Regions from separate parts of the Homo sapiens genome. Here all the other regions are linked to region 2. The links are chromatin contacts, found by Hi-C or POLR2A ChIA-PET in ENCODE. All regions are on one chromosome and are shown on one strand. Each heading gives the region's core, a stretch centred on a gene start or an enhancer-like site at or near the end of the contact. The rest is flanking DNA. Distances are from core to core; before and after follow the strand shown. Region 1 overlaps CRYL1 (crystallin lambda 1). Region 2 holds the start of EEF1AKMT1 (EEF1A lysine methyltransferase 1). Region 3 overlaps CRYL1 (crystallin lambda 1).

Region 1 (2,700 bases), core at 13-2,512, 300 kb after region 2:
TATATTATATTTTAGTATAATATATAATAGAATACATAATGGAATATTATATATTATCTATTATACAATTATATATTATCTAGTATACAAAATAATATATAATATAAAAATAATTTTTTAAAATTTATTATATATATTTTTAATATATTTTTAAAAATATTTTTATATATTTAATTTTAAACATTATTAAATGATAATATGTAATATTAAATACACCATGGAGCCTGCCTGTATATATACCTACTGTGTGTCAATCTCTTACTATGGGCCAGGTCCTGTGCCGCCCATTTTATGCAAAATGACCCACTTCAGTCCTCAGGACGCCCATGTAAAGTGGGTGCTAGTATTTATTCCATGCCATGCCCGCTCTCCAACCCCAATCATTGTTGCCTGCACACCTCAGGAATATTTTTGATTGTTTTACCTACTGCTATTTCTCCAACACCTAAAACAGTGCCTAGTTTATACAAATATTATATATATATATAAATTAATTACTTAAGATTTTTAGAGTCAAGGTCTTGCTCTGCTGCCCAGGTTGGAATGTAGCTGTGTGATCATAGCTCACTGACGTCTTGAACTCCTGGGCTCAAGCGATCCTCCCACCTCAGTCTCCCGAGTAGCTAGGACTACAGGCATGTGTCACCACACCCAGGTAATTATTTGTTGCTGTTTTTGAGACGGAGTCCCGCTCTGTCGCCCAGGCTGGAGCGCGGTGGCACGATCTTGGCTCACTGCAAGCTCTGCCTCCCGGGTTCATGCCATTCTCCTGCCTCAGCCTCCCGAGTAGCTGGGACTACAGGCGCCCGCCACCACGCCCGGCTAATTTTTTGTATTTTTCGTAGAGACGGGCTTTCACCATGTTAGCCAGGATGGTCTCGATCTCCTGACCTCGTGATCCACTCGCCTCGGCCTCCCAAAGTGCTGGGATTACAGGCGTGAGCCACCGCACCCGGCCTACACCCAGGTAATTTTTTAGTAGAGTCGAGGTCTCACTGTGTTGTCCAAGCTGGTCTTGAACTCCTGGGCCTAAACAATCCTCCAGCTTGGCCTCCCAAAGTGCTGGAATTGCAGGCATAAGCTACCTCGCCCTGCTGAGCCTGCGTTTTTAAGAGGTATGAGGCATAAGCGGGAATCTGGGAGCTTCATGTTAATGAAAAGTAAGGGACACCTGCAGAACTCGGTGCTGGCCCTGCTGCATGTTTTTCTTCCGGCTTGGGCTCCCTGCTGCTCACCTAGCGGTATCAGCACGCTGGGAGCATATCTGCTGACGCAGAGCTGCCTTGCTGTGTTTATTTTCATTTGAAAGTCAATATTCAAAGACTTGTTGCCCAGTAAGTCTGTTTGAACCACTGGGGGAAATCAAAAGGTTTCTTTCAAGGGGCGGCCTTTCACCTCTTATGGGTCTGGTTGACCTGTATCAGTCCCTGCTGCCCAGCAGAGACCTTCCTGCCTTTCGTTTTTCCTTTTTTTTTTTTTTTTTGAGATGGAGTTTTGCTCTGTCACCCAGGCTGTAGTGCAGTGGCGCGATCTTGGCTCACTGCAGCCTCTGCCTCCCGGGTTCCAGTGATTCTCTTGCCTCAGCCTCCTGGTAGCTGGGATTATAGGCACATGCCACCACTCCCAGCTAATTACCTTCCTGCCTTTCAGAGGCCCTGGCGTTCAGCAAGTATCGCATTGCACATTTGTGTGTGGGAAGACACCTGGGACACTGGAGTAGCTATTTCTGTTGTTTTGGCAGAGGAGGCTGCTACTGTGGTTTCCTCTGAGAGACCTACTGTGGTTTCCTTCCTTCCTGCCGCGTGCGCAGGACCTGCCCCGGAACTGCCGTGTGCGTGGGGCAGGTGACACAGGCCAGGATGAGGCTGTGGCCTTCCTGGAGCAAGTCCACTTTCCACTGACTGAGTACACTTACACAGCCTTCCTTTAACAGGCTCTCTGCCTGTGATTTGTGGATATGTCACCGGGACTCGTCCTGCGGCCTTTTGCTTCTTGCTTTGCTCGCGTTTGAAGGCACTTGCTATCTTGCCATCCTAGTTGGTAGGTGGTGGGTGGGAATCTTCCGCTGAAAGGGTCCCTGGTTTCTCTGAGCCTGGCCAGAGCCAGTTGCACAGCATCAGGTGATTCCCCTCTGTTCCCAAGGCCTCCTGAGGCTGATATGGCTCTTCTTTAGTCTTGGCCTATGACCCGCAGCTAATGGGAACTACTGTGCATCCATCCCTTACCATGGACCAGGTCCTGTGCCACACTCTTAACACAAAATGACCCACTTCAGTCCTCACGACACCCCCGTAAAGTGGGTGCTAGTATTTATTCCATGCCATACCCACTCTCCACCCCCAATCATTTTTGCCTGCACACCTCAGGAATATTTTTGATTGCTTTATCTACTGCTGTTTTTCCAGTACCTAAAACAGTGCCTGGCATGAGGCAGGAACTTAATAAACATTTGTTGATGACTGAATGGATTATCTGTTTAGAAATGACAGGATAAAGATCTCACCCCAGAGCCCAAAGGTGGAATCAGCCTTTGGGCCAGGTCGCTTGGACTCCAGCTGGAACCTGCATGCCTGCCACCCCTGCCAGGGAGGGAGAGACACGGGGTGTGATGGGGTCTGGGAATGCGGGGAGGCCCTCTTCCCGGTGCTCCTGAGGTGGCGGATGGCTCCCTCCTCCCTGTCCAGTTGTCTGCTCCTTCCC
Region 2 (2,700 bases), core at 28-2,527:
GTTTCTCAGTTTGTGTTAAATTTCTTTTAGTTTTTTAAATATATTTTCTTCCTGTTCCTTTTCCAGAATACACCTGATCTTGAAATATTTGGTTAATAGACTTGTCATCAATTCAAAACAAAGTCAAAATGTAGCATGGGTTATTATAAACTGGAAACAGTTCTTAAAATAGAAATTATAGTACACCCAATGTTATAAACCTGTTTCATTAACTACTTACTGAATAGCATCATTTGCCAGCTGAACAGTTTATATCCTTACCTTATACCAGAAAGGATTTTCACATTGCTCAGCAGAATATATAAAATTTAGCAAGATCATGAAATTGGTAAAGAAAATGGAGGAAAGAGAGGGTAGAAGCATAATACAGATTGATTTCTTGGGGAATTGGAAACAAATACTTTGTATCACTTATAATTTGGTAGCTGCTAAAACGTAAGGGAACCTTTCAATAATCAGTGCCTGTATGTGCAAGATAATTAAGGTGTTGTTGACAAAAATCATACATACTTACGGCGCTTGATGTCTAAATACATATATTGACCAACTCATTCAAAACTGAAGACTCTGAAAGACTAACAAGTTTTAAAGGTTCCCCCCCGCTACCGCCAATCCTGTCAATTTTACCAAAGCCTCAATTTGATGTCAACATTTAAAGTCAACGATTTGATTTAAAAAGACTGAGCAGACAATCGACCAATGAAGCCTTGACTTTGAAAATCTACGTGACTCAGTGCAAAATAGTGGGTTTAACTTTAATTAGGATCTTAATTTTTTTTTTTTTAGATGTTGCCTTGCTCTGTCGCCCAGGCTGGAGTAGCTGTGGTGCGATCTCGGCTCATTGTAGCCTCTGCCTCCCGGGTTCCAGCGAGTCTCCTGCCTCAGCCTCCTGGGTAGCTGGGATTACAGGCGCACGCGACCACGGCCAGCTAATTTTTGTATTTTTTAGTAGAGACGAGGTTTCACCATGTTGGTAAGGCTGGTCTCGAACTCCTGACCTCAGGTGATCCGCCCGCCTCGGCCTCCCAAAGTGTTGGGATTACAGGCGTGAGCCACCGCGCCCTGCCAGGGCCTTCATTTTTTTTGTTGTTGTTGTTTTTTTGCTACCATTCTTGGGGGCGGCTGATGAGACAAGCGAAGGAACGACTCCAGGCTGGAGACGGCCCTCAGTGTTGTAAACGCGGGATTGAGACGCTGCGGGGAGATGGCCTGCCTTGCGCAAGGGCCTGGGCGGGAGGGCCTGCGCCTGCGCTAGCGAGACTGGCTAGCCACTCCCACTGCACACGGCGAGTCTGGGCGACTGCGCACGCGCGGCTGGTGAGTGGCGGGTTCGGGCGCAGCTGTAGGGTTGGCTGCGCGCCGCCGAGGCGTTTTGGACTGGGTTAGGTGCCTTTTGTGTGTTTGTTTCTCACCTTTTTTCCAGGGTGGTAGTGGTGGAAGAGTTTAATTAGCAGTGGCTGGCGGATTCCTGAGGGAAGGAGCTGGCGCCGGCCTGAGAGTGGATCCTGGTTGCTGTGTTAGGCGCTGTTGGGCCTCGCGTCCCGGTCGCCGGAAGGCGCCGCGTCCTGTGCCGCGCACGTTGGCGCCCGGGCCTTAGGCAGCCTTGGTGCTGACGGGGAAATTAACCCCCAGGCTACGGCAGCGCGTGGAGGCCTCCCTTCCCTCCGAGTAGAAACAGGACTCGGCCTGCTGTCCTTTTCATCTTTGCCCTCAGAAGTTCGCTGATGGAGTTTGCGAAATGCCCAGGCCTGACTGTCCGCTCCTGGAGGGCGGGCACCCGCGGCGCCTGTCGCTGGGGCTTCTGAGGCAGGTCCCTTGCAGGATGCGGGTGCTGCGAGGTGGAGTAGACTAGGACGCGGGCGGCTTTACTGCGAAACGGGCAGTAGCTTCGGAGGTGCAGAAGAAGTGCTGGGACGATAGCGGGTCCCTACCGGGAGGGAGCCACATGTCAGACAGGAAGGCCTTCCTTATAGGGGTTGTGGTTACATGGGGCGTACATCACAACGTCGCACTGCACACGTACGACCTGCATTTCATTGTAAGCATTACCTCCTTTTTAAAGTTAATTTAAAAACAGGATAAATAGAATTCTGGAAAGCAAGAAGGAAGGAACTGTTTGAGGCAGGGGGACTCAAAGATGAAAACAGAATGAAAACCTTTGGCCCTTTTCTGGACGTAAATTGGATTAAGGGGAGAATCATCCAGCAATTTATAAAAAGTATTTGGAGAATATCTAGGCCTTACCCATTCATAGAGGGAGCCTTGCTCTCCTGCGGTTTACTGGAGTCTGGGATGGCTCCTAGGTTAATGCTCTTTGCTCTGAATCACACTATCTTAACCTAATTTCACACAAGAATGAATGTTGAAATTACAGTATGGTGGTTTTGCCCTAAGTAAATTTGATAACATGGAAATTGAGTAATTTTATCCAAAAAGAGACTAACCACAGCCCCTGAGAAGCCAGCTAATCCCTGCTTATGCTGCAAGCTAACGTGTCCGCCCCTTTGCTCATGCTGTTCCATCTTTCTGAAGTCTTCACTCTTCATCCTTACCTTTTCCTGAGGCCGAGTTGAAGCTCCACCTGCTCTTTCACTCCTCTCCCCACTCAGGCCCTCCACTCTGATCCCATGGCGTGAATGGTGCTTCTCTATAGAGGGCCTCCACCTTACCGTTGGTGTTCGCCATGTGTCTGCCTAACCT
Region 3 (2,700 bases), core at 158-2,657, 350 kb after region 2:
TGGCTGTTTTTGGAGTCAGGGCTTACACTCTTTGGTTCAAAACTTATTGTAGTAAACTGTATTCCCAGAGGACCCCTCAATTAAAGTATCACTACCCTCATAGAATGGAAGTGAATGTATTCACATTCATACACAATGATGGATTCTTTTTGCTGTTGTATTTGTTGTAAAAGTCGAGGCTTTCCCTTTCTTTCAAACTCTATAATACTGTTGTTTTTCCCCCTAAAAGCATCATTATACACACAGTGTTCTAAGAAAAAGTGCACCAGGGAATTAGCACTGGGGCCTGAAGTACTCTGGAATGTCCCTTTTATTAGGGCAAAGTCTTTCCTCTCTTTCCTTTCCATTTTTTTTTTTGTTTGTTTGTTTCTATTTAAAAGCTCTATTTTAGGCTGGGCGCAGTGGCTCACGCCTGTAATCCCAGGATTTTGGGAGGCCAAGGCGGACGGATCATGAGGTCAGGAGATCGAGACCATCCTGGCTAACACAATGAAATCCTGTTTCTACTAAAAATACAAAAAATTAGCCAGGCGTGGTGGCGGGCCTGTAGTCCCAGCTATTTGGGAGGCTGAGGCAGGAGAATCGCTTGAACCCAGGAGGCGGAGGTCGCAGTGAGTTGCGATCACGCCACTGCACTCCAGCCTGGGCGACAGAGTGAGACTCTGTCTCAAAACACACACACACACACACACACACACACACACACACACACACACACACAACCTCTATTTTAAAGAAAAGTCAAAGGGAAAAACTCCACCTGTGTTTGCTCTACCCTAAGTCAATTGCTTTCATTTTCCTTTGTTCCTGTCTAGTCTCTATTATGAACATGCTACTCAAGTTTTTATTCATTCTTAATGGCTTTATGATATTTCATTTAGCTGGTCTTTTTTTTTTTTCTTTTAAATCCAATCTTTCCCTTACTGCGGGATGTTTTAAGGTCAGGCCTCAGTGAGCCTCTATGCACATATGGTTTCTTCTTCTGGAGTCTTTTCTGGAATAATTCTGGGAGTGGGCTCAGCCTGCGGGAGAGTAACATTTTTATAACTTGATAGATGTAGCTGAGATGCCTCCCAGAGGGGAGACCCGCCTCTCCTCCGGCAGCTGTGCACGTAGGCTTGTTCCCAGCAGCCTGGCCAGGGTGGTCCACCTGGTGTTTCTCATCTTCTTTCCCCGGAGCGCTGACTCCTGCGCGTCCTCTTGGAAGACTCTTGACAGGACGGGTGTTTTATGGGTGTGATTCAGTGTCCTCTTGCATCAGTTCAATGTGGTGGTGTTCAATCAACCCTTGTAGCGTTAGCAAAATTTGCTCAAGTCATTCCGCAGGAATGTCTGTGTCTTGCTTCCAAGAAAGCTTGTAAGTGCCGGCAACAGGCCAAGCAGCTCACAAACCTGACCACAAGCCTGTGAGTAATTGTGGGGCAGCACTTAGCAGTCTTTTATTTTCGACTTATTAAAGTCTCATCTTGGCCTCACCTTCTCCCTGGAAGGTGGCGTGGGTGGGAACCACTGGGTCAGATCTTTTTCACCCTTGCCGTGGAGCCAGTTTCCTGTTGCATGTGGGGGAAGCAACATGTGGTGAAGAGTATAGAAAACGAAAACATGTGGGTACAGTATGTATAAGTGGAGGGAACAAACTCATAATTCCAACTAGTTTCTCATGAGAGACTCATGAATCATTGTGGTAGTTCTCAATATAAACTTAATCTAGGCCGGATGTGGTGGCTCACACCTGTAATCTCAGCACTCTGGGTGGATCACTTGAGGTCAGGAGTTTGAGACCAGTCTGACCAACATGGAGAAACCCCATCGCTACTAAAAATACAAAATTATCCAGATGTGGTGGCTCACACCTGTAATCCCAGCACTTTGGGAGGCTGAGGCGGGTGGATCACTTGAGGTCAGGAGTTTGAGACCAGCCTGACCAACATGGAGAAACTGTGTCTCTACTAAAAATACAAAATTAGCTGGGCGTGGTGACGCATGCCTGTAATCCCAGCTATTTGGAGGCCGAAGCAGGAGAATCGCTTGAACCTGGGAGGCAGAGGTTGCAGTGAGCCGAGATCCTGCCATTGCACTCCAGCCTGGACAACAAGAGCAAAACTCCATTTCAAAATAATAATAATAATAATAAACTTAATCTCTAACTCTGTTACTCCCTGTAGCATTTGCAAGGACCCTAGGGCTGGATGTTTCTCAGAGGGATAGTCTAGTACCCTAGCTCATGCTCGAGTTACTTCTGTGCAAGTGACTGTTCTTGTCTGGGTCTGTCCTTGAACATCTCTGGAGATGAGAAAATCACCGAGATTTAACTTTGTTCCATCCTTTCTTTCACTAGAGATTGAGATGGACGTGCTGGTGTAATCCTTTCTTCTTGGCCGCTGCCCTGGGGTGATCCACACAAGCCCAGTGCTTTCTTCATGTCGCCCTCGTAGGGCTGAAGGTGGCAGAGTACTCTACTTCTCGCTGTTGCGTTTCTTTATTTGACACTCACCTAAGATAAAACCTTTTGTGACTCCTGACTCTTAATTTTTCTCCTGTTTCTCAGTTGACAGTGGACTTATGCCCAAACTCTAGCTGAGGAGTGGAAGAACTTGAATAGAACCTCATCCAAATTCCTGGGTAGCAAGTCTGTGTTCCTGCTGGTGATAGTAGTAGTAAAGTTATTGTAGTGTTTGCACAAGAAAAATGTGAAAATTC

The links. Hi-C counts contacts between places; a loop is a spot of excess contacts on that map. ChIA-PET counts read pairs that join two places held with the same protein, here RNA polymerase II (POLR2A). Pooled maps may share reads with other maps.
Region 1: a loop to region 2 is called in a map of CD8-positive, alpha-beta T cell, with 15 times the contacts of the local background. The contact joins the enhancer-like site here to the promoter of EEF1AKMT1 in region 2. A Hi-C loop is called at or near these places in 5 of 168 maps with a recorded cell type or tissue (CD4-positive, alpha-beta T cell, CD4-positive, alpha-beta memory T cell, CD8-positive, alpha-beta T cell and 1 more) and 11 of 50 pooled maps. POLR2A ChIA-PET finds 5 or more read pairs at or near these places in 8 of 52 experiments (CD4-positive, alpha-beta T cell, CD4-positive, alpha-beta memory T cell, CD8-positive, alpha-beta T cell and 5 more).
Region 3: a pooled map shows a loop between it and region 2 (7-fold over the local background). The contact joins the enhancer-like site here to the promoter of EEF1AKMT1 in region 2. A Hi-C loop is called at or near these places in 1 of 37 single-sample maps with no recorded cell type and 11 of 50 pooled maps. POLR2A ChIA-PET finds 5 or more read pairs at or near these places in 4 of 52 experiments (B cell, activated CD4-positive, alpha-beta T cell, activated CD4-positive, alpha-beta memory T cell and 1 more).

The regions. Positions count from the first base shown.
Region 1 is chr13:20,475,138-20,477,837 of GRCh38, reverse strand. The region is part of intron 3 of CRYL1 (crystallin lambda 1); the gene reads left to right. Among named protein-coding and RNA genes, the nearest start is that of MIR4499, 43 kb to the right of the region's middle. RefSeq lists enhancers at 1,413-1,462, 1,533-1,732. Within about 2 kb of position 1,262, at least 9 of the 41 ENCODE cell types and tissues checked have a DNase peak (open chromatin) inside an H3K27ac peak, as active enhancers do; they include CD4-positive, alpha-beta T cell and CD8-positive, alpha-beta T cell, where a contact is called at or near this core.
Region 2 is chr13:20,772,538-20,775,237 of GRCh38, reverse strand. EEF1AKMT1 (EEF1A lysine methyltransferase 1) reads left to right here and starts at 1,277. Exons shown (of 5, transcript NM_001318939.2): 1 at 1,277-1,317. RefSeq lists an enhancer at 1,703-1,922.
Region 3 is chr13:20,418,723-20,421,422 of GRCh38, reverse strand. The region is part of intron 5 of CRYL1 (crystallin lambda 1); the gene reads left to right. Among named protein-coding and RNA genes, the nearest start is that of MIR4499, 14 kb to the left of the region's middle. RefSeq lists an enhancer at 1,197-2,396. Within about 2 kb of position 1,407, at least 17 of the 41 ENCODE cell types and tissues checked have a DNase peak (open chromatin) inside an H3K27ac peak, as active enhancers do.